Linked DNA regions of Homo sapiens: all the other regions are linked to region 3. A link is a loop called in an ENCODE intact Hi-C map of the cell type or tissue named here. Cell type or tissue: heart left ventricle. All regions are shown on one strand. Each heading gives the region's core, and the rest is flanking DNA. Links, peaks and the distances in the headings are about the cores only.

Evidence for each region. Peaks named below come from ENCODE experiments on the same cell type or tissue, not always from the same donor. Only the 100,000 strongest peaks of a DNase experiment are listed, where the experiment ranks them.
Region 1: it touches region 3 in a loop (1.9-fold over the local background); 17 of 110 quality-filtered maps call a loop at or near these places.
Region 2: a loop joins it to region 3, with 9 times the contacts of the local background. A loop is called at or near these places in 13 of 110 quality-filtered maps.

The regions. Positions count from the first base shown.
Region 1 is chr2:9,560,349-9,570,970 of GRCh38, forward strand. LOC101929643 (a long non-coding RNA gene) reads left to right here and starts at 4,734. Exons shown (of 3, transcript XR_922777.3): 1 at 4,734-5,362; 2 at 8,017-8,378. In heart left ventricle, for the core only: no CTCF peak of the experiment used is centred there; a DNase peak (open chromatin) is centred at 5,258; H3K4me3 peaks cover 496 bases; H3K27ac peaks cover 1,406 bases.
Region 2 is chr2:9,632,785-9,643,406 of GRCh38, forward strand. It overlaps LOC105373418 (a long non-coding RNA gene), which reads left to right and starts at 5,961. Exons shown (of 4, transcript NR_187866.1): 1 at 5,961-6,137; 2 at 8,580-8,673. RefSeq lists an enhancer at 8,989-9,038. In heart left ventricle, for the core only: no CTCF peak of the experiment used is centred there; a DNase peak (open chromatin) is centred at 5,877; H3K27ac peaks cover 2,027 bases.
Region 3 is chr2:9,734,696-9,745,317 of GRCh38, forward strand. It overlaps the pseudogene RNU4-73P. Among named protein-coding and RNA genes, the nearest start is that of TAF1B, 100 kb to the right of the region's middle. RefSeq lists an enhancer at 3,791-3,890. In heart left ventricle, for the core only: no CTCF peak of the experiment used is centred there; DNase peaks (open chromatin) are centred at 4,316, 4,626 and 5,066; H3K4me3 peaks cover 1,335 bases; H3K27ac peaks cover 1,999 bases.

The DNA of each region.
Region 1 (10,622 bases), core at 1,247-9,246, 170 kb before region 3:
CGTGCCCGGGCAAAATCAACCTTTTAGAAAAATGACAAATATGCATGGGACAAAGCAGAGACATCTGCAGATCCTCACTGATGAACAGATGATTTTGGGGGGAATTTTTTTTAATTGTTATAAAGTCTCCTTTCTTTCTTTTTTTTTTTTAGAGACAGGGTTTCACCATGTTGCCCAGGTTGGTCTCGAATTCCTGGGCTCAAGCGATCCACCCACCTCGGCCTCCTAAGGTGCTAGGATTACAGGTGTGAGCCACCACATCCCACTGATATGAACCACCATTGTGTGCAGAAGTATCATACATCCTACATATTGTATGCCACATAAAATATGGAGCTGTGTCTGTTCTTTTCCTTCTTAAATCCCTGCCTCTCTCCCTTGAGATCTCGGGGTAATTGAACCACATGAATAACTGAACTTAGAGAGCAGACTAGATAAAGAGAACAAATGGAAACTTGTGCTGGTTTGAAATTACCTCAGGTCTGAAGTGGCCAGAAGTCATTACTCTTGGGTTGACAGGCCCCAGAGAGGAGACTCTCACCAATTACCCTCCAGTTCCACAGCAGCCAGAGACCTTAATTGAAAAGCTGTTCTACTTAGGGCTCTTCAGAAAAACCGAACTTGATTGTTCAATGTTTAAATTCTGAAAATTTTACTAATATTTTAAGAATTATACCAAAGAGATACACATTATACCTTTGGCCTCAAAGAAATTATACTCTAAAAGATAGATATATATAAACACACAAACACCCAAATGCATCAGGAAAAATAAGGATCATGGATTTTTTTCACGTTAACTTTTTGGGTTTGTGTTTTTTTTGAGATGGGGTCTCGGTCTGCCACCCAGGGTGGAATGCAGTAGCACAATCTCGGCTGACTACAACCCCTGTCTTCTGGGTTCAAGCGATTGCTTGTGCCTCAGCCTCCCGAGTAGCTGGGACTACAGGCGTGCACCACCATGCCCAACTAATTTTTATATTTGTATAACAGTGGAGATGGGGTTCCACCATGTTGCCCAGGCTGGTCTTGAATTCCTGGCCTCAGATGATCTGCCCACCTCAGCCTCCCAAAGTGCAGGGATTATAGGTGTGAGCTATCACGCCTGGCCCACATTAACTTTTTAAAATAAATTTTCATTTTAGAAAAATTTCAGATTTACCGAAAAGTTGCAAAGATAGTATGGAGTTCCTGTTTCACCCAGCTTCCTAAATGTTGACCATGATGATCATGGTATGTTTGTTAAACTAAAAAAATAATACTGGTACAATACTAGTAACTAAACTGCAGACATTTGGATTTTTTTTTTTTTTTTGAGACGGAGTCTTGCTCTGTCACCCAGGCTGTAGTGCAGTGGTGCGATCTTGGCTCACTGCAACCTCCTTCTCCCGGGTTCAAGTGATTCTCCTGCCTCAGCCTCCCAAATAGCTGGGACTGCAGGCTTGTGCCACCATGGCCGGCTAATTTTTGTATTTTCAGTAGAGATGGGGTTTCACCATATTGGCTAGACTGGTCTCAAACTCCTGACTTCAGATGATCTGCCTGCCTCTGCCTCCCAAGTGTTGGGATTACAGGTGTGAGCCACCACACTGGCCGGATTTTTTTATTTTTTAATGTGCCTTACGGTCTTTAAGAAATTTTGGGGCCAGGCACAGTGGCTTACTCCTATAATCCCAGCACATTGGCAGGCTAAGGAGGGATTGCTTGAGCCCAGGAGTTCAAGATCAGCCTGGGCAACAAATAAAAAAAATTAGCCAGGCATGGTGGCACATGCCTGTGGTCCCAGCTACTCAAGAGGCTGAGGCTGAGGCAGGAAGATCACTTGAGCCCAGGAAGTCAAGGCTGCAGTGAGCCATGTTTGTGCCACTGCACTCCAGCCTGGGCAACAGAGTGAAACCCTGTCTCAAAATAGATAATTAAATTAAATTTAAAATTATGATAAAATACACATAACACAAAATTTACCATCAACATTCAATACATTTACAGTGCTGTGCAATCATCACCACCATCTGATTCCAGAACATTTTAATCACCCCAAAAGGAAACCCCATACCCATTAAACCACCTTTCCCCCTCCTCCCAGTCCCTGGAAGCCACTAATTGGACTGCAATTTTGTCACTAATGTCCTTTTTCTGTTCTAGGATCTAACCCAGGATACTACATTGCATTTAGTCACATTACTGTTATACTCTTTAGGTCAAATAAAGCTATTTTAAATATTTCATTCTCGGCTGGGCACGGTGGCTCACGCCTGTAATCCTAGCACTTTGGGAGGCTGAGGCAGGTGGATCACCTGAGGTCAGGAGTTCAAGACCATCCTGGGCAACATGGTGAAACCCCGTCTCTACTAAAAATACAAAAATCAGCCAGGCGTGGCAGCATGTGCCTGTAATCCAAGCTACTTGGGAGGCTGAGGCAGGAGAATCACTTGAACCTGGAAGGCAGAGGTCGCAGTGAGCTGAGACACTGCTACTACACTTAAAAAAAAAAAAACAAAAACTCTGCAGAAGCAATAGTTAATATACTTAGTGGTGTTAAAGGAAACTGTCCAGCTCAATCCCTCACTCTCTCTCCTTTGAACTAGTCCCTATCATTCCCATAATACCTGAAGTGACTTTCTTACCTCTGCTTCCTCTCCACCAGTACCTCTACCTGTCTTCCATAACACCAGCTAAATGTCTCCTATCCATGGGCTTTTTCTTGGTTCTTTTATAGCCCGTCCTTCATTTTATCTTGCATTGTTGCTTCTTGATGGTATTTTGGTATTTTCTACCAAAGCACAAGTTCGTAAAGGTGAGGACCCTACTACCTTCCATATCAAATAAGTGTTCTGCCTAAGGCAGTTAACAGTTATTTATGAAACAAATATCATTATCTGACATACAGCCAGATACCTCACAATTTCCCTCATCTAAATAAATTAGACAATTTAATGCTTATAGCGGCAGAATTGTGTCTCCCCTGCCCAAGAAAATAAGTTCAAGTCCTAACCCCTGGTATTATGAATGTGATCTTATTTGGAAACAGGGTCTTTGCAGATGTAATCAAGTTAAGATGAGGTCATACTGGATTAGGCTGGGCCCTAAATCCAATGACTGATGTCCCTGTAAGAAGAGAAGTGACACAGAGACACACAGAGAGAGCACCGTGAGATGATGGATGCAGAGATTAGAGTTATACACCTACAAACTGAACACCAAAGAGCGCCACGACACCAGAAGCCAGGAAGAGGCAAGGAAAAGACTCTTCCCCTGGGCCTTCAGAGGGAGCATGGCCCTGCAGACACCCTGATTTTGGACTTCTGGCCTCTAGAACGGAGAGAATAAATTTCTCTTGGTTTTTATTTTATTTATTTTTATTTTTTATTTTTTGGTTTGTTTGTTTTGTTTTTTTGAGACAGGTTCTCTCGCTCTGTCACCCAGGCTGGAGTGCAGTGGCGCCATCTCGGCTCACTGCAGCCTCGATTTCCTGGGCTCCAGCAATACCCCCACCTCAGCCTCCTGAGTAGCAGGGACTACAGGCACATGCCAGCCACCACGCCTGGGTAGTTTTTTTAGTTTTGGTAGAGACAAGGTTTCCCATGTTGCCCAGGCTAGTCTCAAGCTCCTGAGCTTAAGCAATCTACCCCACTGCGGCCTCCCAAAGTGCTAGGATTACAGGTGGAGCCACCGCACCTGGCCATTTATCTTATTTTAAGCTATCCAGTTTGTGACAACTTATCACAGCAGCGCTAAGAAAATATTACAATGCTTATGGAACACAGCCTAAGGTTACCTCCCCTTCTGCCCTTCTGCCTTTTCTCCTGAAATTCCTCTTGCCTGGAATATCCTTGCTCTATGTATCCAGCTATGAAAAACCTAAGCATCCTTCACTGGCATCTGAACGTTCTACTCACTGGCATCTGAACATTCTGATTTGTAGATTGCAGGTCTGCACCATTTTTTAGTAGTCTTAGTCTTTTAAAGATCCCATTTATTTTGTCACAGTTCTGGAGGCCAGAGTCCAAAATCAAGCTGTCAATTATGCAAATATTTGGTCCTTCAAAGCCATTCTTACATAGGGTGATGGAGTCAGGTAACCAGCAGAGAGCAGGGAGACTGTAAAATTACATCTTTTTCTATTCCTGGCTACTTCTGAGTTCTGATAGTAAATCTCTTGTGATTTAATCATTATTCTTTTTTGTTTTTGAGACAGGGTCTAGCTCTGTCACCCAGGCTGGAGTGCAGTGGTGTGAACATGGCTCACTGCAGCCTCGACCTCCCGAGCTCAGTGATCCTCCCACCTCAGCCTCCTGAGTAGCTGTAACCACAGGCACGTGCTACCAGGCCCAGCTAATTTTTTTTTTTTTGAGATGGAGTCTCGCCCTGTTGCCCAGGCTGGAGTGCAGTGGCGTGATCTCAGCTCACTGCAGCCTCTGCCTCCCAGGTTCACCCCATTCTCCTGCCTCAGCCTCCTGAGTAGCTGGGATTACAGGCGCACCACCACATCCAGCTAATTTTTGTGTGTGTATATATATATATATTTTTTTTTAGTAGAGATGGGGTTTCACCATGTTGGCCAAGTTGGTCTCAAACTCCCGACCTCAGGTGATCCACCCACCTCAGCCTCCCAAAGTGCTGGGATTACAGGCGTGAGCCACTGCACCCAGCCAATTTTTTAATTTTTTTATAGAGATAGGGTCTTGCCTTGTTGCCCAGGTTGTTCTCAAACTCCTGGGCTCAAGCAATCCTCCCGCCTTGGCCTCCTAAAGTGCTGGGATCACAGGCATGAGCCACTGTGCCTGGCCTGATTTAATTCTTCTTCTTCACCTGATCCAGTTTTCTCCATGAAGACTTGAGACCAAGTCACAGTAGGTTTGGACCCAAATGTATGCTGCTCCTCTCTCCCCATGTTCTTTGCTTCTGTTCTTAGCCTGGGGTAAAGTCCTCCTTGTCCTGGGCCAGACATACTGTCAAGAGAAAGCTTGGTATTGGACTGACTCCATTTAAAGAACCTTATTTTATGAATCTGTCCCAGGAAAATATAGTAACTCGTTAACAGTTTTGAATGATTTGTTCTTTGCTTTTTGGCAAATTTCAGTTTATCCTTGCTAGAGGGAAAACAATAAAATCCACAAGTAATTCCCAATTTTCAACCTAGCCCAGCAATTTAACCTCCTCACTCACTTTGCCAAGGCTACTAATAAGTAGCTGTGTGCCTGGCCTGCTTTCCTTCTCTCCTCTCCCTGGTCCTGCCCATTGGCAGGGAGCCTCTTGTGAGTCATAAGATGACCAAGAGATCACACGGCGAGAGACTGAAAGAAAAGCAGCAAAGCCCTGGGTAATCAAGGCCCTAAACGGAAAGTGTCAGGATCTTGGGGTAAGTGGCTTTTATATCTTTGAAACTGCTCAGTAATTTTCCAGAGAGATGTTGGTTGGAACCCAGTGGAGTTGTGCCCCGCCCATAGTTAATGCTCAATAAGTTTATTAAGTCAAGAAACAAATTTAGGCTTGGCGAGTCCTGCCTGATGACAGGTAAACCCATCCTTATACAAGAATGGATCATTTACCCACCTCGCTTAGGAAAAAGAGGAGGTTATCAGGTTGTTAAGAAACGGGGCCAGGTCCAGGGCCAGGGCCGGGCACGGTGGCTCACACCTATAATCCCAGTACTCTGGGAGGCCAAGGTGGGTGTATCACTTGAGGTCAGAAGTTCAAGACCAACCTGGCTAACAAGGTGAAACTGTCTGTACTAAAAATACAAAAATTGGCTGGGCACAGTGGCTCACGCCTGTAATCTCAACACTTTGGGAGGCCGAGGCAGGCAGATCACCTGAGGTTGGGAGTTCGAGACCAGCCTAACATGGAGAAACCCTGTCTCTACTAAAAATACAAAATGAGCAGGGCGTGATGCCACATGCCTATAATCTCAGCTACTCAGGAGGCTGAGGCAGGAGAATCACATGAACCCGGGAAGCAGAGGTTGCAGTGAGCTGAGATGGCGCCATTGTACTCCAGCCTGGGCAACAAGAGCAAAACCCCTTCTCAAAAAAAAAAAAAAAAATTAACTGGATGTGGTGTCATGTGCCTGTAACCCCAGCTGCTCGGGAGGCTGAGGCAGGAGAATCGCTTGAACCCGGGAGGCAAAAGTTGCAGTGAACCAAGATTGCACCACTGCACTCCAGCCTGGACAACAGACAGACCAAGACTCCGTCTCAAAAAAAAAAAGAAAGAAAAAAAAAGAATCTGGGCTGGACACAGTGGCTCATGACTATAATCCCAGTACTTTGAGAGGCCGAGGCAGGAGGGTCACTTAACCCCAGGAGTTCAAGACCAGACATAGTGAGACCCTGTCTCTACAAAAAATAAAAAAATTTTTGTAGATTTTTTATCTACAAAAATCTGGGCGTGGTGGTGGATGCCTGTGGTCACAGCTACTCAGGAGGCTGAGGCAGGAGGATCACTTGAGCCTGAGAGGTCGAGGCTGCAGTGAGCTGAGATCGTGCCACTGCACTCCATCCTGGGTGACAGAATGCAACCCTATCTCAAAAAAAAAAAAAAAAAAAAGAACCTGCTAACCTGCTACTCTAGACCCCCTGCCTTGAGGACGGTGGCATTCACATTGCAGCTATTGTGAAAAATGTCCCCAGAGTTTACAGGCTACAAGCTAACAGTGGCACTCCGACTGGGAGCCCAGAGGGCAGGCTCTAGGATCCTGATCAATGAGATCTGCTTATGAAAACATCTTAAAACCTGGACTACAGAAAAAAGCACTCTTGCTTCCATACTGTTCAGATTATGTATGCAAAACGAGTAAGAACTGCCCAGCCAGTGTGCCTCTCTGCTTAATATAGAGCTTAGAAGTCCTCTAATTCTGTTTTGTTTTGTTTTCTGAGACAGGGTCTCACTTTGTTGCCCAGGCTGGAATGCAGTGGTATGAACATGGTTTACTGCAGCCTCGACCTCCTGCGCTCAAGCGATCCTCCCACCTCAGCCCACAGAGTAGCAGGGACTACAGGCACATGCCACCATGAGGTTTTGCCATGTTGCGCAGACTGGTCTTGAACTCCTGGGCTCAAGCAGTCCTCTGGCCTCAGCCTCCCAAAGTGCTGGGATTACAGGTGTGAGTCAGAAGTTCCCTAATTCTGATATGTGTGGTCACTACGCAGTTCTGTGCTTTGCTTCCAAAGGACTGATCACCTTGAAGAACCAGAATATAAAGAGGTTACGTTGGGGGAACATTACCATTTATTTATTGGCTTACTCTGAAAGACAAGTAAGTTAGTGCAGAATCACAACGTTGGCTCATTATTGGTATCATGGGCAGCCTGCAATGTTTGCTCATCATATCTATCTAGTTATATATTGATTATTTACATTCTGCTTTGTTCAATAAATAATTTGAAAGCATACATCCATTAAAAACTTCAGGGCCGGGCGCGGTAGCTCACACCTGTAATCCCAGCACTTTGGGAGGCCGAGGTGGGCAGATCACGAGGTCAGGAGATCAAGACCATCCTGGCTAACACAGTGAAACCCTGTCTCTACTAAAAATACAAAAAAATTAGCCAGGCGTGGTAGCAGGCACTTGCAGTCCCAGTTACTCGGGGAGGCTGAGGCAGGAGAATGGCGTGAACCCAGGAGGCGGAGCTTGCAGTGAGCTGAGATCGCACCACTGCACCCCAGCCTGGGCAACAGAGCGAAACTGTGTCTCAAAAAATAAAAATAAAAAATAAAAACTTCAGTTAGGCTGGGCACAGTGGCTCACACCTGTAATCCCAGCACTTAGGGAGGCTGAGGCAGAAGGATTGCTTGAGCCCAGGAGTTCAAGATTAGCCTGGGCAACATAGCAAGAACCCATCTCAAAAAAAATTATAATAAAAATAAAAACTTCAGTTAATAACATAGATGCGAATTTGAAATATACAGAGGAATGTGGTTGCCATCTAGTCCGATGATGTTTTCAAGCTCTTGTGTTTTGGGGTTTTTTTCTTTTAGCTATAGTACCCTATCTGCAAAATAAATCTTTTGCAGGATCGTATTGTATAAAATGGATGAAAACAGAGCTATTGGGTTTGAAGCACTCCTGAACCCTCTCATGGAACCCTATGTCTTCCTGGAGTCTACAGAGCTATTGGGTTTGAAGCACTCCTGAACCGTCTAGTAGAACCCTATGTCTTCCTGGAGTCTACAGAGCTATTGGGTTTGAAGCACTCCTGAACCGTCTAGTAGAACCCTATGTCTTCCTGGAGTTTACAGAAAAAGAGACTCAGGGATTTTCCCAAAGCACACTGCAAGTTAGGGGCAGGAATGACAGCCCAGACCTTCTGGTTTCCAGTCCAGGGCTCAACTGCCTAAACAGTGGCATCTCTTCAGGCAGGCCCTGTCAGAGGCAGGTTAGTATTTTTATTTTACTTCTTTTTTTGGTAGAGACAGGGTCTTGCCATGTTGACCAGGCTGGTCTCAAACTCCTGGCCTCAAGTGATCCTCTCACCTTGGCCTCCCAAATTGCTGAGATTACAGATATGAGCCACTATGCCCAGCCCAGGCTAGTTTTTTTTTGTTTTTTTTTTTAAAAGAAACTGTCTTGCTCTGTCACCCAAACTGGAGTGCAATAGTATGATCACAGCTCACTGTAGCCTGGAACTCCCCGGCTTAAGTGATCCCCCCACCACCTGAGTAGCTGGGACTACAGGCGCATGCCACTAGGCCTGGCTGTTTTCTATATTTTGTAGATACAGGGGTCTTACTATGTTGCCTAGGCTGGTCTTGAACCCCTGAGATCAAGCGATCCTCCTGTCTTGGCATTCCAAAGTGCTGGGATTACAGGTGTAAGCTATTGTGCCCAGGCCTCCAGGCTAGTTTTTGATTGCCACCTGACAGATGAGTTTGCAATCCAACATTTGCTGGTAACAGGATCATCCACCCAGCACAATATACTCAAAAGGAGCAGCTGGAAGGCTAGTCATTCACTAATTGCCACCTCCAGTGTCTCAATAACGAGGCATTCAAGTTGAGCATTTAAGGCAAAATTCAAAGAAATTAGACATCTATTTTGGGAGACATGAGAGGGCACAATGCTTTCCTACACAGATGAGAGCTCTTAACTCTTTGTGAGGTAGAGGGATATTTGCCTTTAAGAAAGTAGGTGGATGAGGCCAGTCATGGTGGCTTATGCCTGTAATCCCAGCATTTCGGGAGGCCAAGGTGGATGGATCGCTTGGGCTCAAGAATTTGAGACCAGCCTGGGCAACATGGCAAAACCTCATCTCTATAAAAAACACAAAAATTAGCCAGGTGTGATGGTGTGAGCCTGTAGTTCCAGCTACTCGGGAGGCTGAGGTGGGAGGATCACTTTAGCTCAGCAGGTGGAGGTTGCAGTGAGCTGTGAACCACTGCACTCCAACCTGGGTGACAGAGCTGTACCCTGCCTCAAAACAAACAAAAAACCCTGGCCCGGCACGGTGGCTCACGCCTGTAATCCCAGCACTTTGGGAGGCCAAAGTGGGCAGATCACTTGAGGTCAGGAGTTTGAGACCAGCCTGGACAACATCATGAAACCCCATCTCTACTAAAAATACAAAAAATAAGCCGGGCATGGTGGCAGGTGCCTGTAATCCCAGGTACTCGGGAGGCTGAGGCATGAGAATCGCTTGAACCTGGGAGGCAAAGGTTGCAGTGAGCCGAGATCATGCCACTGCACTCCAGCCTGGGTGACAGAGTGAGACTCAGTCTCAAAAAAAAAAAAAAAATACCCAAAAACAAAGAAAACAAAACAAAACAAAAAACCCCAGAAAGTAGGGGGGTGGCGCAGCTTAATTTGGGTATATAAGCTCTCTTCATCTGATTTTAACCTATAAAGGACTCAGAAGAAAATCATTAGTACCCATTATTACATTAGAAGTAATATCTCCCCCCAAGCAATCAGGAAGTTTCTTCGCTTAGGATGGAATATGTTAGCAATAGGCTTTCCTTCACTTTAGGGAAGCTGCTCATTCTGCTATCTGGACAGCAGGAAGGAATTCTTGGCTGAAAATTCAGAAGTCAAGGGCAAGCCAAATCTTCCAAACCCTTTATCACTTAAGGCCTTCTAGTCATGCACAAAAGGAACCAATTCACGCTAAGCAGAAAAAGAGCTTACTGGAAGGCTATCTAGCAGTTCACATAATTGATGAGAAAGCTGAAACACCAGACTCAGAAAACAGGAGTCATGGGAAATGGGTAGTGGAGACTCAGCCAAAGCCATGCCCAGTGGTCTGGAAGGACATCACCACCAGCACTGCTACCGTGAAATACAGCCTTCTAGACACCACTGGACTGTCCATATCACCAAGAGTATATCCTCAAACATTCCTGCCTTTTTTATCCCTTCCCTCAGGATTCTGAGTCCTGGGTGGGAGCATCCAGTCAGCTGAACTTAGTTCACAAGCCTGCATTCCAATGGCCAGGTGATGGGACTCTGGCTCTGTCTCCTGCTAAGACTCATACAACAGCACGGGGGAACAAAGTTTTCAGATGTTCAGTAGGCAAATATCAGCAGTGTCCACTAGAGTTCCTTCTAACTTTAAGTCCTACAGCCAATTGATCTGAAAACAGGAAAAGGATGAGAAATAACTTGAATAGCACTACAGGGACCAAGC
Region 2 (10,622 bases), core at 1,311-9,310, 100 kb before region 3:
GAACCTCTGTGGTAGAGAGGGACTACCAGAAGGAGCAAGCACACTAAATTCTTTGTCAGAAAGTCTAGGCTGTGCTGTGGTCTCCCCCAGTGACCTTGGGCAAGTTTTTGCTGCTTTCTGTACCTTAGTCTCTGAAATTTCTGCTTTCATTCAATCAAATATTTATTGAACACCAACTCATCTAGTTGCAATCATCTGGAATCATGGGTAAAAACTGCTTCCAACCAATAACACAGTATAAAATTGCATTTTAGGAAGATTCAGAGGACCCTCTACATAGCTAAAGGCTTCTGTGCCTGAAAGAACTCGGGTTGGAGAGAAACAAGGCTCTGGGAACTTGAAGTCCCTGGACACAGAAAGAGCTAACCTGTGTTGAGTGATTGCATATGTCAAGCACTATTTTAAGTCTTTTGCAAGAATTAACTTATCCAATCTGCTTAATGCAACTACAAAGTAGGTGTTATTATACTCACTATCTCTATTTCACAGACAAGGAAATTAAGGCACAGGGTGGTCAAGCATGACGTACAGGGCCACACAGCTAGAGAGCGGCAGAACCTTGGATATGGACCCCATGCAGTTTGGGTGCCAAAGCCCATCTTTTTAACCACTGCTGAGGCTGCCTCACCAAGTCTCCCCAGATCTCTGCTAGATGCTGTAGAGATCCTAGGATGGATCAGACCAGCCTCTGTCTTCTAGGAGCTTCACCCTAATAAATGTGAAACCTGTTAAGCATCACATCCAACATACTGGGAAGAAGTGCAAGGAACAGACAGCTAGCAAAGGGAGTACTGAGAAATTATTACTTTATTTATGAAGTTCTTATTATTTTTTCTAAGTTACCTGGTATGAAGAAGCTCCTGGAACAAAAAGGAGCACATTAACATGGAGCCAGAAGACCCTAAATTCAGCCCTGCTATTTATATGTGATTTGACCTTGGATACCTTGATCTTCTCTGAAACTCAATTCTCTCTACCTGTAATCTATAAAAATAATCCCAGCTGGGCACAGTGGCTCATGTCTGTAATCCCAACACTTTGGGAGGTCGGGGTGGGTGGATTGCTTGAGCCCAAGAGTTCCAGACCAGTGTAGGCAACATGTCAAAAACCTGTCTCTACAAAAAACATAAAAATTAGCTGGGTGTGATGGCGTATGCGTGTAGTCCCAGCTACCCGGGAGGCTGAACATGGGAGGATCGCCTGAGGCCAGAAGGTCGAGGCTGGCATGAGCCATGATTGCACCACTGCACTCCAGCCTAGGCAACAGAGTGAGACCCTGTCTCAAAAATCATCATCATCATCGCTACATCAAAGAGTTGTTTGGAGATTAGATGAGCTGTCACATAGGGAAATGCTGAGCATATAGCAAGTGTTCCATAAGTAGTGTTTTCTTCTTTCCTTCTTTCCCTCTGCTTGGAGGTGGGGTACGGCGCTGGCAGGATGCTATCCTGCTGCAAGGAGCCTTAGAACTTTATTAAATGTTTAGTGAAAGCTTATCTCTTGAATCATTGTTGTAATTAGTGCAGTTAATGGTCTACAGAATGGCTACATTCCATGTACATTTCAGAATGAATGAGTCCTTCAGGTTAAGCTCACTCTCATAAATCGTTTCAGTGATTTATTTGCTCAGACCAGTGGATCACCAGAAACTTCTTCCTTTCCTGCCATATGGCAGCTAGTTTAGTGACAAGCAAACATCTGAGTGGGACTTTTCACCCAAACTCTTCATATAATTATTATTGGTGCTTCTGTGCAGTGGGCAGAGAAAGTTGCCCCCCAACTCTGGCCTGTGGGTGCTAAATGAGGTTTCGTAGAGTCACACACAGGCAGGGAAATCAAGGGAGCCTGGTCAAGAAAGTTTTTCTACATATTCCTTAGTTTGAAACTTGATTCACTTTGTTCAGGGTGATGGTTAGTTGCATGTGTCAACTTGGTGGGTCACAATGCCCAGATACTTAGTCAAACACTATTCTGGGTGTTTCTTTGAGGGTGTAACATTTAAATCGGTGGGCTTTGTTGTTGGTGGTGTTTTTTTTGGTTTTGTTTTTTGAGACAGAGTCTCGCTCTGTCACCCAGGCTGGAGTGCAGTGGTGTGATCTTGGCTCACTGCAGCCTCCACCTCCCTGGTTCAAGCGATTCTCCTGCCTCAGCCTCCCGAGTGGCTGGAATTATAGGCGTGAACCACCACACCTGGATAATTTTTGTATTTTTAGTAGAGACAGGGTTTCATCACGTTGGCCAGGCTGGTCTTGAACTCCTGACCTCAAGTGATCCACCTGCCTCGGCCTCCCAAAGTGCTAGGATTACAGGCATGGGCCACTGTGCCTGGCCTAAATCGGTAGACTTTGAATAAGCAGTTTGCACTCCCTAATGTGGGTGGGCCTCATCAAATCAGAAACCTGAAAAGAACACACAAAGAGCATCCTTATTTGAGCAAGAGGGAATTCTCCAGCAGACTGCCTTCAGACTCCATCCGAAGCGCCGGCCCTTCCTGGGTCCCCCATAGATGCCTTTAGAACTAGAGAGGGAACGTGAGCTCTCCTGGGTCTACAGCCTGCTGGCCTGCAGGTTTTGAACTTGCCAGCATCCATAACTGTGTGAGCAGATTCCTTATAATAAATCTCTCTCTCTACACACGTACACATACATATAAATACATGTGTGTATTCTGTTGAATGCATTTAGTAACCTTTTTTTTTTTTACCCAACAAATGATATAGATATCTTTTTTTTTTTTTTTTAAATGGAGCCTCACTCTGTTGCCCAGGCTGGAGTGCAGTGGCATCATCTCGGCTCACTGCAACCTTTACTTCCCGGGTTCAAGCAATTCTTCTGCCTCAGCCTCCTAAGTAGCTGGGACTACAGGCACATGCCACCACGCCTGGCTAATTTTTGTATTTTTGGTAGAGATGGGGTTTCACCATGTTGGTCAGGCTGGTCTTGAACCCCTGACCTCAGGTGATCTGCCCACCTTGACTTCCCAAAGTGGCTGGGAATACAGGCGTTAGCCACCACGCCTGGCCAGATATGGATATCTTTTAATAGCTTTTAATGTATGTCTGCAACATATCAGTCTCTCTTCTCTCCCTTACCAGACCATGAGCCTCTTGAGGGTAAGGGTTTGTTTGTTTGATTGTTTGTTTGTTATCTTGTATTCGGTGAACGCTCAACAGCTGGGTAAACTTAGGTATTATAGTTCCCACTGGCTGACTAAACTGATGCTCAGAGAGGTTCAATTACCTATCCCAATTGGTAAACTTTAGAGTAAAGACTTAAAAACAGGTCTGTCTGATTTTTATCTTCTACTACAACAAACAAGAATCTGTGCTACCTGCAATGGAAGACAGAAGCTCCAGTGTTTGCTGGCCTGGGAACAATGTTTAGTTATTTGAGGTTGGTGGGTGGATGAATATGTATCTACCCCTGAGTCAGCAACTGATTTTATTTTCATACGGAAGGCTCTGTTTTTACGCTCGACACATCCAGCAGCGAAAGAGGTGCCTTCTTGTCCCTTGTCTGTTCCCTTTAATTGTCTACATGGTTCCCCTCCTCTCCCACTGCCACCATCAGACTGCTACCTCCCAGTGGGAGAAGTTACATCTGACCTCCATGTCCCTGGTGACTTTACTGGGCCACGGAAGGCATTCAGTGAAGGCTTGTTTGGAGAGTGGATCCAGACCATTCAGGACGCATTTCCAATAATGCTGACCATTGGCATTGTGTGCTTAGTATGTGCCCAACCATATGCAGAGTCACTAGAATAGTAAAGTCACAGAAGGAAAGCACGCAAGGCAGAGCTGTGTCTTCAGCAGATGTTCCGTAGATACAGGATTGCATCTGCTCGGAAGAATACACCCAGAACCTTCAAGCCAGAACAGAAGGTCCCTGAGCCATCAGAAAGCTGTCGCAAGATCACACACTGATGCTCACACATGCAAGACGTAGAGGAGTGTTCTCCAGGCCCTCACTCAGACTCAATTTCCTGCTAATTCATTCCACAAAATATTTAAAGATCTTCAACGTGCCAGATGCTGTCCTAAGGGCTGGGGTTTCCAGCATGATTAAGATACAGTCTGTGCTTAGAAGGAGCTTGACCGAGAGCACAGAGGTGGGTGCCTAACCTGGAGGTCAGCAAAGGCAGGGAAGATCCCCTTTCTCTTCAGTTGCAAGATGTTCAGTTACCAGGTTTCCTGGTCCACAGCAGTCTAGAAGTGGTTACTTAGAAGGTGGGAGCAGAATTAGTCCCGACACTTCATCTGAAATCTACTCCACATTTCCGCAGATGATTTTGAGTAGAGTAACAGCTAGGGCTTTGAGGAGCCCATATCTATGGTCTATGCAAGGCAATCAGTGGACAAGGCAGAGACAACAAACCCATAAAGAGCTCATGAAAAACCTGGAGAGGCCAGGGCCAGTTAGCATCGGGGTACATGGCCCATATATCCCAGGCAGGCCCTAGGTACGCAGCAATTAGCCTTAATCATCACAAAAAAAATGGTCATTATATTTCATATTTTTTGCTTCATATTATATGTAGACATATACCTTCTCTCTCTGTCTCTCTGGACATATATGAGAGTTGGGATTTTTTTAAGTTTTGGTACATAATCATCTCCCTAATTATGACTCATCTCCAGACAATTCGAGATAGTTGAAGAGATGAATGACCACAAAACAGCTAGAGAACAATGCACACAGGAGTTGATTGTGTGCTTCTCACAATAAGTGCTATGGGAGTTGAGAGAAGGGAAACATGAGTGTGGGCTCAGGCACCAGAAGGCTATGGAGTGAAAGGGACCCCTGTGGGGACAGCAACTGAGGTCATGCCAGTCTGTGTTTCCATCCTTCCTGCTGCCCAGTGGAGGGGCCCCTGGGAAAGGGGAGGAAGGCACAGGTGTTTCTGTTTGTGCTGGAATTGCTTTTGGACAGGGCTGACTCCCGAAAAGGTGGATCTGGATACAATGTCGGAATGTGACCAGCCAGGAGAGCTAGGCAGCCATGGTGCAGAGGACTCTTCTGCCTCTCCCCCTCCTGCCCTAACCAGCTCAGCACCAAGCACATGGGCACTTTAAAAGCACAGGCCATGCTGGGAGACTCACTGTGCTACCCTCAACCCCTTCAGCAGGAGCAGCTCTGTGAAAAGTGCAAGTGTGACCTTCATTTTGCTTTGTGACTTAAAACCCTTCACCGTTACTCAGCTGCAGCTCAGCATGGTGGTTGGACTCAGGAGCCAGATGACCTGGGTTCAAATCATGGCTGCACTACTCACAAGATATGTGACTTTGGGCAGGTCAGCTGGCCGCTCTGTGCCTCAGTTTCCCCATTTATAAAATGGGGATGATGGTAGTAAGAGTCCTACCCCGCAGGGTTGTTAGGAAGCTCCACGGAGGAAGGCTGGTGAGGAGCTCCCCCACTCCTCTCCTGTCTTCTCTCCTGGCTCCATTCCTTCTCTCTGCTTCAGCCTCTTCTGGGCTTTGCTCTGCTGCCATCTTCCCCTGGCTACCTGCTCATCTCTCAGGTCTTCAAGGAAATGGCACTTTCTCCATGGGGTGTTCTAGGGCTCTGAGCCCCTCTCAGCTAGGTGAGCTCCCCCATCCTGGATTCCCCAAGCAGGTAGTTACTTGATGTTGCTTCCCCTGGTCCACTTGTCCAATAGCTGAAGGTATCTCAGAGAGGGCGTGCTACGTCCATGTGATTTGCCTGTGTAGCCCCAGTGCCTAGCAGAGTGCTTGGCAGATACGCTGGGTGCCAAGAAAGCAATGGCCAAATGCACGAATTCACAAAGGATGGAAGGAGGAGTCCATAGGCCAGTGCACAGTGCCCAAAGGACAGAGCTGAGGCTGCTGGTCAGGACAGCTTCAGGCTCTGGCCAGGCTCCAGCACACAGCTGGAGGCACCCGTGACTCTAGCTGGGAGGGGCTGGAAGATCCAGGCAGCCCCTGACCGCCCTCCTTCCCCTTAGTCATGTCCAGTTCTGTAAACAAATTCTCAACTGCACCAGAAGGCCTGACAGTTAAGAGAACCCAGTGAAGAAACCTTTTGCAGAGAGAGAAAAGAACCCTTTTGAATGTGATCAATCACGCTGATTTATTTGGATGATTTCTCTTCTGGATTTCCTTAAACCAGGGAAAACCCAGGTAAGATATTTGGGGCCCTCATTCATCTAGACAAAATACATAAAAGTTTGTTATATCAAAAGTCACCTCTGGAAAAAAAAGGAGTTTTGCCAACCCACTCAGCTATTAATATGAGATGCTCTCTGCCTAGGGACAGCAATTGCTATAATTGATGCAAACGATCCCAGCCACACTCCCTGATCCTGGTTCTGAAACTCAGAGATGCAGCTGACCAGACTGATGTGGCCAGCCTCACTCTGAAGGATCCTGCAGCAGACAAATTGCTGGAATGTGTTCAGACGGAATCCAGCTGCTACAACCGTCACACAAACTTCCTGAAATAGAGGACAAAAGGTAGCAACTTGTCGCTTCTTGAGCCAAGAGATTTAGGACATGAGACCAAATGAGAGAGATTAAAATAAAAAACGCAAGAAGTTAGTGAAATGAGGATTTAGCTCACCAGGCCAAAGCAGGCAGTCTTGGGTCTTTGCTGGACAGTTGTAGCTGCCATATAAGCTGTCCCTGCCAGGGCTGGGATCTGGAGGCTGATGCTGAAACCTCGGCCTGGAAATGATGCTGATGAAGCAGGGCTCTGACAGCCCCTGCACTCTCAGAGGTCTGGGCAGCACAGATGAAATTATCACTCCAAGATCCTCAAAGCATCCAGGAAAAAAGCACATCTAGGAACATTAGCTGAATTTTGTAGAACACTAGTAAGCACCTAGTAGATGCTCAGAAAATGCATATTTTCCTTCCCTTTCCTGAATTCCAGGGGCCTTGCTTGGTCTGTATTAATTACTATATCAGAGTCCTTATTTGCAAGCGAAAGAAACCAACTCTAGTGGATTTGAATATAAGACTATTACTTCTTACTGATTGTGAGGAAGGCTGGTGAAGCAGGCTTATCGAATGAGCAGGCGCTGGGAGGGTGTGCAGCTAGAACCAATGGCCAAAATCACCCTGCAGACCTCTCCCAGGGAGATCCCTGTTGCTTCTGCCACTGAACAGCAGACATCAGACCATGCTGCACTGACTCCGTGGCACCAGGTCCTGGAACCTGGACGCCGACACGGTCCAGGACCCTCTACTCTCATTTGAAATCCATGACACTAAGCCTTGCTGCTGCCCCACAAAGGAATTCTCCACAGTCCCTGCTGCTTTGGGTCATTCACTCCAGATTCAAAATCCTGGCTGTGGTGTCTGGCCAGGTCCGAGTCACGTGCCACGCCAAGGTTCAAGATAAGCTAGGGGGAGTAAGTATCTGGAATGTACACCTTTCAAAGTGAAAAGTGGGCTCCACTTCCCACTAAGGTTCATAAAGCGGGGAATTCTTCCAACAAAGGAAGGGGCTTCAGAGGCTGGGCAGCCTGAAAATAGCACATCCCCTGCAGTTATACTTGGGTTTCCAGTCTACGTGGCAGAAAAAAAAAAGCAAAAGCCATGCATGGACAGTGTGCAAAAGCTGGAGCCTGGGAAAAGCCTTAGCCTGGATCTCATCTTTCTCTCTCTGGAAAAGGTTGGGGGAGCTTTGCTGTCATTGATGTCCCTACCTGGAAGGCTTTTCCCTCCCCAGACTTGCCCTCCTCCGTGACCCACAAAGATCTCTCTCTTGTTGAAGTTGCGATTCTACCTCTAGATTGCATCACACTTTTTAGAAATGAATTACTTCATTTATGTAGGTCTTGTCAAGCTCCCCCAGGATGAGGACAAAACTCGTATTCATTAAACAGTTAATAAACATTCACTGAGTGTCTGCTAGGCCTTGGGGAGACCTAGGGGACAAAGACATGGCCTGTGCCTTTGAGAAGAAGGTCACATCGGGTGCCAAGTGTGTGGAGGTGTGAAGGCTTTGCAGAGGAGATGACTTATTTAAATGGGTCTTAAGATGTTCCCAGCCATTGGTAGAGGGAGAGGTGCATCCCAGAGAGAAGGAACAGCATGTACAGGGCAAGGAGTCATGAGAAGGCGTGGCGATTTTGGAACAGATTTGTTGGGATATGGTGTGCATGTGGGCAGCAGGCAAGGAGGTGGGAGGTGAGGTTGTTGCTGAAGATTGGGACCACACGGCTGGGCACGGTGGCTCACGCTTGTAATCCCAGCACTTTGGGAGGCCGAGGTGGGTGGATCACGACGTCAGGAGTTCGAGACCAGCCTGGCCAAGATGGTGAAACCCCCATCTCTACTAAAAATACAAGAATTAGCCGGGCGTGGTCGTGGGTGCCTGTAATCCCAGCTACTTGGAAGGCTGAGGCAGGAGAATCACTTGAACTTGGGAGGCGGAGGTTGCAGTGAGCTGAGATCACGCCACTGCACTCCAACCTGGGCGAAGAGCGAGACTCCGTCTCAAACAAAACAAAACAAAAGATTGGGACCACATTCCTTTTACCCCAATCTTTAAAACCTTCTGAGTTTTTTTTTAACCCATTGAGTTTTACATTTTGTTTTATTTTCTTATTTTTGTAGAGACAGAGGTCTTGCTATGTTGCCCAGGCTGGTCTCAAGCTCCTGGCCTCAAGCGATTCTCCTTCCTCAGCCTCCAAAAGTGCTGGGATTACAGGTATGAGTCACTGCGCCTGGCCTGAAACCACATTCTTCGGACCCTTGAGTATCTCCCTGAGGAAAAGACATTGTATCCTGAGACCATTAGAAATTATCAGATACTTTTTAAATTGATTTTTTATTGTGATAACATACATAACATAAAATTTACCATGTAAACCCTTTTTAAGTGTACAGTCCAGTGGCACTAAATGCATTCAAAATGCTGTGCAGCCAGCACCACCATCCATCTCCAGAACTCTTTCATCTTGTAAAACTGAAACTGCACCCATTTAACACTAACCTCCGATGCTACCCTCCCCCTAGTTCCTGGCAACTGCCACCATCCTACTTTCTGTCTCTATCATCAATGCTTTTAAGCCCGAGGGGCACCTGATGGGATTTTTAAGAAAAGTCCCCCTAGCTACATTGTAAAGGATAGGTTGGAGGATTTGGGGTAGGAGGCGGCTGCAGAGAACTTCAGAGGTGATGATGACAGTGGCAGTGGGGTGGGGGGGTGTGCAGGAGGGTGGTGAGAGAGATTGCAGAGATATTGATTAGATGCGGAAGTCAAGAGGCATCCAAGGTCACTCCAAGGCATCTTTTTATTTTTATTTTTTTTTATGTTTTTGAGACAGAGTCTCACTCTGTTGCCCAGGCTGGAGTGCAGTGGCGTGATCTGGGCTCACTGCCACCTCCGCCTCCTGGGTTCAAGCAATTCTCCTGCCTCAGCCTCCTGAGTAGCTGGGACTACAGGCACGTGCCACCATGCCCAGCTAATTTTTGTATTTTTAGTAGAGACAGGATTTCGACATCTTGGCCAGACTGGTTTTGAACTCCTGGCCTCAAGTGATCTGCCCGCCTTGGCCTCCCAAAATGCTGGGATTACAGACGTGAGCCACTGCACTCAGCCTGAGCCGTCTTTTTCTATTTTATTTTCACAATGTTAACCCCCACACCCATTCTTGTGTGAGACAGAGAGGCGATTATGATCGTACAGGAGTTTTACATAATCCTCTGATCCTATCAATTCATAAATATTTCAAAATTACAGCCTATTTAGATGGTGAAGGACATCCTCCCATATCATTCCCGTAAGATGTGTGAGAGGACTTTAGGGCAAATTTGACCATTGCATGCTCTAATCCATTTTATAAAAGAGAAATCATTTACAAAAGTAGTTTATGGTCATAAAATGAGCAATGACAATTCAGAACAGATCCTGTGCTAAGAAAAATTATCTGAAGCTTGCATTCAAAAGACAGCTGACTAAACACAGGATCTGAAGTGATCAGAAGACCTGGGTTCCAGTCCAGTCAGCCACGAACTCGGTGACCCTGGGAGAGCGGCTTAACTTCTTTGCATCTCTGTTTCCTCTTTAGCACAGCGGTTGCTGTGAGGATTAAATGAGATGCTTTGTGTAAAGCCCTGTGCAGCGTGTGACCCACAGTGAGTGCTCAGTTCATAGTGGTTGCTGCTGTCTGTTATGATAACACTGATCATCATCATTATCTCCAAAGACTCATTCAGCCCTGACGCCCTGCGCTTTGCAGTTGTTCTTTTTTTTTTTTTTTTTTTTTTTTTTGAGATGGAGTCTCACTCTGTCCCCCAGGCTGGAGTGCAGTGGTGCGATCTCCGCTCACTGCAAGCTCCGCCTCCCGGGTTCATGCCATTCTCTTTCCTCAGGCTCCTGAGTAGCTGGGATTACAGGCAACTGCCACCATGCCCGACTAATTTTTCATATTTTTAGTAGAGACGGCGTTTCACTGTGTTAGCCAGGATGGTCTCAATCTCCTGACCTCGTGATCCGCCCGCTTCTGCCTCCCAAAGTGCTGGGATTGCAGGAGTGAGCCACTGCGCCCGGCTAATTTTTTTGTATTTTCAGTAGAGACGAGGTTTCACCATGTTAGCCAGGATGGTCTCGATCTCCTGACCTCGTGATCCGCCCGCCTCGGCCTCCCAAAGTGC
Region 3 (10,622 bases), core at 1,855-9,854:
CTATTTCTATTTTGGATTTCATGGAGTCTTAGTATAATAAAAATATTAAAATAAAACATGTAAACACTAGAAAGAAAAAAATTGCCATTATTCACAAATTACATAATTGTCTTCAAAGAAAATTCAAAATAAACTACAAACCTACTCACATGGTAAAAATTTAAATAAGTATTGAGTGAAAATTAACTTCCCTCTTATCCTGGTCACCAGCTCTCCTTCCCCGCAGCAACTACTGTTACTGATTTTCTAGAATACCCTTTCAAATATATTCTATCTATCTTCAGACTTAATGATTATACTCCAAGACCCCCTGTGTGATTCTTTTACAATCACACCCCCAGCAGCATTCTCAAAGGGCTTGTCTCCCATATTGTGTGTCTGGGGGAGCTCCATTCAATGTGTTGGCAGTTTCACTGAGCACCCACTATGTACCAGGTACTGTGCTGGGGACTAAAAGATGAAGAAAACATTATCCTTCCCTGAAGGTTCTCAGGATCTAGTGAGGACAGAGACAGGGAACCAACTAAGCCTCATATGGCAGATCAAATGATAGATGTCAGGTGTCATAATGGAGTTAGAGAGAGGTAAAGAAAGCCTGGGGAAGCCCAGACGAAACAGGAATGGACTTGGCATCAAAATAGGACTACAGAGGAGGAACTTGAAGAACAAGTAGGGTTTTCAGGTGTAAAGGAGGTGGGGAAAAGCATTGTAAGCTAAGGGAATAACACGATGAAGTGCAGAGACACAGAAGAGCTTAGCATGTTTGCCAAAGTGGGGAAGTGGTCTGATGGGGCTTTGTGGTTTGGGGCAGGGTGGTGCTGGAATGGAGAGGCCAAAACAAGCCAGATGGTAAAGAACCTCAAATGTTAGGCCAAGGGTTTATGACTCAGGCACAGGCAAGGGGGAGAGAAGAGAGGGGTGATGTGAGCAGGTTCATGTTTCCAGAAGCTCACTCTGCCTTGTTTAGGGGACCCATGTCCCTGTCCATTCCCTCTTCCTAGACCTCCCCTCCACCAAGGCGGTCTTTGTTTTCTGGGTGCTCTGGGAAGAAGTGTGGGATGGATTTGCTCTAATACTGAACAGTTCTCTGCAACTTCAGAAATACCTATCATCAAGCTTGAGGGGCAAAACTGCAGAAGTAGTTTAGGGGAAGAAGCCTGACCCCTAAATAGGGGATGTTGTATCATAATTTTATCCCACATGACTGTCATATTTCAAGGCCTGGGGCAAATGGCACCTCTTCCAAGAAACTACAATGTCACTATTATCTTTTCTGGAGAAACTTTCTTTAACTTCCTTATGCTCATCTAGCACGTCCCCTACTGACTCTGTTGGAACACCTGCTGGGCCTGCCCTTGTATGAATTTAGTTGGATTATATGGATCCATTAAGCAACTGCAGAGGTCCACCCATGCCAGGACCTGCACCAACTCTGAGGATGTAGAAATGAAAACATTGAGTCCTTGTCTTCAAGGAAGGAAGCTCACCCCAGAGATCACCTGGAGATCTTTATCTGCACAGTAAGACATTTGTTCCTGTGCAGCTCTGCCTCTCACCTTCCTGTAACTTGTCCCATCTAGCTCTGAAAGAGAATCAATTACTAACCATTGTCTGAGCATTGGGCCTAGTCATTTCCCCACTCCCCTCTCTGTTATGAAGAGGGCATTAAGCCTCAACCATCTGGTCCCTCTTCGAGTTCATGTTTTGTAAACACTCTTGCACATCTGTGCACATAATACCTTTGTTATGATTTTCTCTTGTTAACATGCTTTTTGTTGTAGGGGTGTTGGCTGTGACCCTTTATGATGGGGAGAAAGGGGATCACCCCTTTCTGTCCCTACCTTTTCAAGGTTTATGTACATTCTAGCATGTGTCAGAATTCCATGCCTTTTTATGGCTGAATGATATTCCATTATGTGAATATGCCACGTTTCGTGTATCCATTCATCTGTTGAAGGACATTTGGGTTGTTTTGCTATGGTCAATAATGCTGCTATGAACGTGAGTGTACAAGTACCTGTGTGGGTCCCTAATTTTCATTCTTTTGGGTAGATACTTGGGAGTGGAATTGCTGGGTCACATAGCAGTTACTGTGTTGAACTGTGTGAGGAGATTCCTCCCTCTCAGCAGCTCTTATGCTCACCTTCCTTTCTGTGTCTACTGCTGCCTTCTGCCTTCAGAAGCCCCCTCCTTCTTTCTGCACCTGGGCTAAGACAGCAGCTTCCTATTCGGTGTCTGTTTCCCACATCCACCTCTAGAGCTCATCCCAAAGAGTGATGGTGCTGTGGACCAAATTGTCTCCCAAATGCACGCATTGAAGATCCTACCCAGGACTGACTGTATTTGGAGATAGGGCCTTTATGGAGGTAACTAATGTTAATGGCGGTTATAAGTGTGACCTCAGTTACCTAATCCAATAGGACTGGTTTGGAAATAGATTTCTGTTGCCTAAGCTCCCAGCCTGTGGTGTTGTATTATGGCAGCCTGAGCAGATGAATGCAGATGGTGAGCAGCTCTTCCCCTGAGCCACACTGCCGAGGCTGCCCTGCTCAGAAACCTTTGGTGTTGCTGCCCTGTAAGACGGAATCCTAACGCTTCATCATTCGAGGCCGGCCCGTTCTCAGCCTTGCCTGCACTTCCGGGACTGTCTCTCCTTGCTCTTCCATCCCCAGGCTCTTCTTCAGCTGAGCCAGTGTATTGGCTCTTTCTGGAATAGGTTTTGTGCATTTGGCCTCTGTCCAAATGTCCCACAACTCCCCCTAGTGCCCTACTCACCCTAGTACCCCCCACTTCCTCTAGTACCCCCTACTCCCCCTAGTGCCCTACTCCCTCTAGTACTCCTCACTCCCCCAGTAACCCCTCACTTCCTCTAGTACCCCTGGCTCCCCCACTATCCCCCACTCCCCCTAGTACCCCCTACTCCCTCTAGTACCCCCACTCGTCCTAGTAACCCCCACTCCTTCTAGTGCCCCCTACTCCCCCAGTACCTCCCACTCCCCCAGTGCCCCCCACTCCTCCTAGTACCCCCATTCCCTCTAGTACCCCTGACTCCCCCTAGTACCTCCCACTCCCCCTAGTGCCCCCCACTTCCTCTGGTACTCCCCACTCCTCCTAGTGCCCCCCACTTCCACTCCCCCAGTCCCCACCAGGCACTTTGGAATGCCTTCTCCTGCTTTCTGCTTATTCCCCTCCTGCAGAAGCTCCCCTTGGGGATGGGGTGCAGGAGTCCAGTGATGTCCACTCGAGAAGCTCCTTGGGACATTTGCATTAGTACTATCTCTGTGCACATACAGTGGCGCACACAGTTGTTCAGCCCAGAAACTTGTGAACACACAGCTACTACTGACCAAGCACCTATTCCATGAGGACTTTAAGAGGATACTTTGAGATATAAATAACAGAAAAAGTCAAAATGGCTTGCAATAGTCATAGCTGACACTTACATGACACTTACCATGTGCCAGACGCGATTTGAATACTTTCTACACATTAACCCCTTAAATCCTCACAATGATCTCATAAACCAGATACGGTTATTATCACCATCCCCATTTCACAGATGAGGAAACTGAGAAGAGAGAGAAAATAAACAAGCCAAAAGTCCTCAGTAGTAGTGGTGGTGGATTGGGCAGTCAAGCTCTAGAGCCTTTGCCCCTGACCCCCACTGTCCCGTGTCTCTGACCTTGGGACAGCATTCTCTCACTTAATGAGATGTCTCAAGTTGGGGACATCCCAAGGGAAATTAATTCAACCGCTCAAGGCTGTCACCAAGGACTTGGCTTCTTTTCATCTCGACACTCTGCCATCGTTAGCCTCTTGGCTTTTATGTTGGGTATTATCCCTTTATGTCACAATATGGCTGCAGCAGTTCTAAGTATCATGTTCTCACCCAACCACACCCAAAGGTCAGAAAGAGAGAAAGCCCCTTCTTTATAGCTCTTTTTTTAAGAGTAAGGGAAACTTTCCCCAAATTCATCCAGACACTTCCTCTCGTGTCTTGTTAGTCAGAATGAAGTTACACGCCCGTTCATAAACTAATCACTGGGTCACCGTGACTGGCTTAGACCAATCAAGACACTGTGCTAGGCTCCCAGGGAGTCCTGCTTCTCCTGAAGCATGTGGCTGCCAGAAACCCTGAATAAAACAGGCCTCTGGCTTGCTGGTGAGGGAGAGGAACTGGAAGGGTTGCGGGCCTGTCACACAGCATCGCTATTTCTGGCTCCCACATCAGCCTTGTGAGATCAGGACTTTTATCGTTTTATGAATAAGGAAACCAAGACTCAGAGACAATGAGGTGCTTGGCCAAGGTCAGCGGCTGGTGAGTGACAGAGTCTGCATGCTCAGCCCATCCCTAGGAGTCTGGCAAGGCTGGAAATTGGTCTTTCTTTTCCCATCCTAGATGGATTGCGTTGGAAAGATTCAGGCTCCTGTCAGCTGGCTCTTGCTGTCCCTTCCTGACAGCTGCGACTCTGAGAACAGTTTAATTTCAGAAACCCTCACACGGTGGCTCCTCTCCCTGCCAGGCATCAGGAGGCCCCAGAGGAGCAGCAGAGGCAAGACTCGCTGTCCAGACTCCCTTCTGAGGAGACTGCGGTCAGGGAGCCCAGGCTGACCCTCGTGTTCTCATGCCTCGGTCCTGTTGATAAGAGGGAAGTCTGTGCTGGGTTCCTATCCACAAAGCCCTTGCGGGGAATGGGTCCCACACGCCGCTTCTGCAGACCCAGCTCATCCTGTTTCCGGTTTCTATTTTGTTTTTTCTTTTTTTTTTTTTTGATACGGAGTCTCGCTCTGTCGTGATCCGCCCGCCTCGGCCTCCCAAAGTGCTGGGATTACAGGCGTGCGCTACCGCGCCCGGCCCTGTTTCTGGTTTCCAATTCTCTTAGGATGTCAGTGCCTTTGATCCTCTGAGCCCCCGGAAGGGCTCAGCCCTCTCACATCTGCCTTCCTCCTAGAGGTGTGACGCCTGCCCTTCCGCCAGGGCGAGGCAGGGGAGTGACTTGGCGCCCGAGTCCCGTTTCCCGTCCCCTCTCCGTTGCCTGTGCTCAGAGCCAGGGACTCTGCTATTTGTAGGCCCCGCGGGCTCTGTCTGGGGTCTTTCCCCAGGGGAGGGTGTGCGTCCGGGAAGGAGAGGCAGCCTGGAGTTCCTTCTGGATACCGGCCAGGCCTGCGCTATTTGCCTGGAGAGGCCATCGGCATCACTGAGAAGGTCCCTGGAACTCGCTGCTCAGACACATATGTGGCAGCCAGTCAGGAGCTACGTTCTTCTTTGCTGGAAACAAGCAAGGATAGACTGTGATTTTCCTCTCCCTCTGTTGTGTATTTTTCACTCCTGTCTCTCCATCAACCCACCCACCCATCCATCCATTCATCCACTCATCCATCCACCCACCCACCCACCCATCCATCCATCCATCCATCCATCTACCCATCCACCCACCCATCCATCCACCCACCCATCCATCCATCCTACCATCCATCCACTCATCCATCCACCCACCCACCCACCCATCCATCCACCCACCCATCCATCCATCCATCTACCCACCCACCCACCCATCCATTCACCCACCCATCCACCCATCCATCCACCCATCCATCCACCCATCCACCCACCCATCCACCCATCTATTCACCCATCCACCCACCCACCCACCCACCCACCCACCCATCCACCCATCTATCCATCCACCCACCTGTCACATAGTGTGGCAAATACAACAACGACTCACATGTGGTTCCTGCCCCTACACCCTCAACACTCATACCCTAGTGGGGACTCCTCCAACCAACGAATGCAGAAGGTTTTAGCTCCCTGATGGGCATTTGTATTTGAAGTTGGGGGGTGGGGGGCTGCACAAATGTGCACAACTTAATAGAGGTCCTTCTGGCATTGTGCCAAAGTGAAGCTGAGGAGGAGTTAAATTTTTATGTTTTTTTGGTTGTTCAGCCTCTGTAGAGAGTCTCAAAAATTCTCGATGCCAATTATATTTCAAGTTGTCATGACAAGCTATAGGGAAAAGTTTTCAATTAGCAATAATCATGTCTCAGGCAAACCTCATTGGCTATGGTACCGCCACTGCAGAAATCTGAGGAGTTATTTTTAAGCAAGGGCTCTGCCTTCCCAGCGTGTCTTAAATTTCTCCAGGGTGAGTCAGATCACCCCTGTTCTTGGGGACCTCTTACACCAGCTACTGGTCGCCAGGTCTAGGGGAGGTTAGTGACCTCAGCCCTGGAAGGGGAGCCTCAAAGTCACTGGTGAGCCTCAAAAGAGGCTGGCAGGGCTGCCTGCCCAGACCCATTTGCTACAGTTATAATGGGGAGTGTCCTTGGGTAATGAACTGCTATGTAGAGCTCCTGATTAAGCACTAATTAATTATTAATGCACTGTGTCATAATTTTGCCTGGCCCTTTCTATGCCAAAGAATTGTATCCCACAATTCCATTTGTGATCCTGCATTTTCTGATTTGTGGCCATGGTGGCCCCTTTTCAAGCTCACCTGTCTCTGCAGTGGCCAGATGGATCACTGAGGGTACATGCACCACGAGGTCATTGTCCACTGGTAGTAGGTGGCATGGATGACGACTCATGGGTGTAACGTGTGAACAACAACAGATACACCGGCTGGAGTCAGCCACACTTGGAATTCTGGCTGTAATGCTACTGTGGTTTGGATATTTGTCTCCCGAAACCTCATGTTGAAATTTGATCCCCGATACTGGAGGTGGGGGCCTATGGGAGGTGTTTGGGTCATGGGGACAAATCCCTCATGAAGGTCTTGGTACTGTCCTTGTCCTTGTTATAATGAGTAGGTTCTTGGTCTATTAGTTCCCTCAAAGGCTGGTTGTTTAAAGAGCCTGGAACCTCCTCCTCCTCTCTCTGGCTTTCCCTCTCCCCATGTGATTCTTACACATACCGGCTTCCCTTTGCCTTCTGCCATGAGTGGAAGCAGCCTGAAGCCCTCACCAGAGGCAGATGCTGGCACCATGCTTGTTGTACAGTCTGCAGAACCATGAGCCAAAGAAACCTCTTTTCTTTATAAGTTACCCAGGCTCAGGTATATCCTTTATGGCAATGCAAATGGACTAAGGCAAATGTACTCACCTTGGTGTTACCTCAATCATGTTACTTAACCCTTTGAGCCCTTCTCATCCATACAGGAAGGAGAAGAGTAGCACCTGCCTCACGTGTTTAACCAGAAAGAGGACCTCAGGCTCCAGTGATGGATCGGGACATGTCTTGTCCTGAGGTTTCCTTTGCTGTACTTCACTTGGGGCCATCTCAGGAACCAGTGTAAGGTCACTGGAGATGCCACTTGGAGGAGGCACTCAGCTGTGCCTCTGGCCTGCACCTGTGCTTGGTTTATGGGTGGGGTCAGTTGTTGGGACTATTTTAGTTACAGGTTCCAGAAATCCATCTTCAAACTGCAAAGGGGAATTCTTGTAAGGATTTGGGGGTGTCTCCCAGAATCTGAGGGTAAGAACTGAGCTGGCTTTCAGGAGCAATGGGAACTCATGGTTCGGCTCCACCTGAGTCTCATCCTGGCTTCTCTTTGTGAATCTGCATTTTTCTTTTCCTGGAGATGAGATTTTCCTCCTTCTCTGTCCATGTGGCATGACATGTAGTCACCACTGCTCCCAAAATTTAGCTTCTCGTAATCCCAACGCTTTGGGAGGCTGAGGCAGGTGGATCACCTGACTTCAGGAGTTCAAGAGCAGCCTGGCCAACATGGTGAAACGCTGTCTCTACTAAAAATACAAAAAATTAGCCGGGCATGGTGGCAGGCGCCTGTAGTCCCAGCTACTCGGGAGGCTGAGGCAGGGGAATCACTTGAACCCAGGAAGTGGAGGTTGCAGTGAGCCGAGATCTCACCACTGCACTCCAGCCTGGGTGACAAGAGCGAAACTCTGTCTCAAAAAAAAAAAAAAAAAAATGCAGCTTCTCCATTCAAGTTATTAGTTAAGACTGAACTGACATGTCTTGGTCCTAAGTTCCAGATGTCCAGCTGGGGCCAGGGGTCTGCAGCCACACGTGGGGTCTGAGAGAGCTGGCAGCTTTGCTGGCAACATGTGAACAGTGAGAAAGCCAGGACAGCAGTCCTCAATGAGGCCAAGTGGTGCTGGGACGAGCGGGGTCCCAGGAAGAGGGGCTGTGGAAACTGCTCTACCGCCCCTGCCTGGGGCTGCTCACTGAGAGGACACACTTTCTTGAGTGTCACCATTCCTCCATGATGGCTTCCAAGAGGCTGAGTGAGCATGCGCTTAGGGCACCAGCAAGGCCAGCAACAACAGTGAAAACATTTTTTTTCCTGACAAAAATTGTTTGGGTTTTTTTGAGACGGAGTTCTGTCACCCAGACTGGAGTTCATTTGCTAGATCCCGGCTCACTGCATCCTCCGCCTCCTGGGTTCAAGGGATTGTCCTGTCTCAGCCTCCCGAGTAGCTGGGACTACAGGTGCGCACCACCACGCCCAGCTAATTTTTGTATTTTTAGTAGAGACAGGGTTTTGCCATGTTGCCCCAGCTAGTCTCAAACTCCTGGCCTCAAGTGATCCTCCTGCCTCGGCCTCCCAAATGCTGCAATTACAGGCATGAGCCACCACACCTGACCAAAAATTGTTTTTAAAAATCAAATTCATCATAGGAAAAAAATTAGAAGCCTTCTGGACTTTTCTTACACTTCTTATAAAGTTGTTGACTATTTTTATCTTGAATGATATTGTTGGGTGCATTGGATTGCATAGCGTCCCCCCAGAATTCATGTTCTTCATGAACCTCAGAGTGTGACCTTATTTGGAAATAGGGTCATTGCAGATGTGATTAGTGAAGATGGAGTCATACTGGAGTAAGGCAGACCCTAACTCCAAAAAAGATTGATGTCATATGAAGAGGAGAAGAGACAGAGACACCACACACCAGGGAGAGAGCCACACAGGGAGGCAGAGACTGAAGTGAGGCACCTGCAAACCAGGGAATGCCAGCGGCTGCTGATGACACCAGAAGCTACAAAAGTCAGGAAGGGTCCTCCCCTAGAGCCTTCAGCAGGATCACAGCCCCGTTGACATTCCTATGTCAGATTTCTAGCCTCCAGTGTGTGAGGGGACACGTTTGTGCTGTTCTAAGCCATTCAGTTTGTGGTTCCTCCTCACAGCAGCCACAGGGAATGTCCACTGGGTTGGGGAGTTTTAGGCTTTTCAATACTTGCAGCATAAAACGCCCCAAATTCTTAGTTTATTCCTGCCTAGAGATGAACAGCACAGGCTCCAGAGTTGTCTGTGTCTGAATGAAAACCTTAGCTTTGCTATTTATTAGTTATATTCCCTTGGGCAGGTAACGTAGCCTCTCTGTGCCTCAGTTTCCATGTCGGTAGAATGAGGTGAATAATCCTACCCAGGTAATGGAGGTGTAAATCAGCTACTGCATGCAAAGAGCTTGACAAGGCACCTGGCATGTGACAAGGCCTCAGTGTAAAACAGTTGTTCTCATCACATCCCTCAGCAGGTCGGACGATGGTGGGGGTGGCCAGTCCAGGGGCTGTGGGCTCCCTTTCTGGGTGGGCAGGCTGAGAGGGGTCATCTGCAGGGATCCGGCTTTGTTGAGGGTTGCCTGGGAACCATGAACTTCCTGCAGGAAGAACTCTTCTCCTGGGGCAGGCTGCTGTAGGAGGGGTCCTCTGGCACCGGGACAGGAACTGAAGCCGGTCTTGATCTGCTCAGGGACTCAGCAGAGATGCAGCCCCAAGCCACCCGGCTACTGGTCTAGTGGGGGAGGTGTTCACCACCAGGTCCTTTGCCCCATGATTCTCTGCCCGACGGAGGATTGGCCCCAGTCCAAGCCTTGCCCTGTACTTATGACCATTTTAAACACATCTGCAGATGCTGTCATATTCAATAAAATATATCCTTGGAAAGGCAATGTGAAATTTATAGTGGCTTTTCATTCTTGCACATTTTCTCAATTACGGATACTAAAAGCCTAATCATGATCATGTGAGGCTTTGTAATAAAATGGTTTCATAAAATGTTAAGAAAGTGTCTGAAGAATGTTGGAAGCCTGTCCCACTGGAGGGTGACCCCTCTGCAATCCCGGCAGGAGGCTGTGCAAGCTGGAGTCCACACCTGCCACAGGAGCTCCCGCCTCCAGGGGAGCCTGTCTACAGGCAGCTCTGATTTTTGGAAAGCCGACAGCTATGCTGCCTGTGACCCTGCCTGCGACCCTGCCTTCCTGTCACCGCACCTCACAGTCCTGTTATCCCTCCTGGAGCACCTGAGAACAAAGGTCTGTCTTTTCCCCACCACAGTCCTCCCCATCCCCCTCTTCTGCCGACTTCTATCTTCAAGGTCACTCCCTGGGCCACCTCAGTGGGGCCTTTAGCCCAGCTCAGCCCCTTCTGCAGGCAGCACCATTGGCGCTGGTGGCTGCCCTGACTCTTGGTCCCCTGTGAGTGTCCTGTCTATTTTGCAGCAGGAGGGGAAAGGGTCCAAGGAGAAAGCCAACAGGTGTCCTCATGAATCCAGAAATGTCTCTCCCTTCCCACCACCTTAGAGAAGTGGTGCCTCCCCCTGTTACCGCCATCCCCTTTCCTCCCCACACCCACTGTGTGAAGAAGCACAGTGCCATGGAAA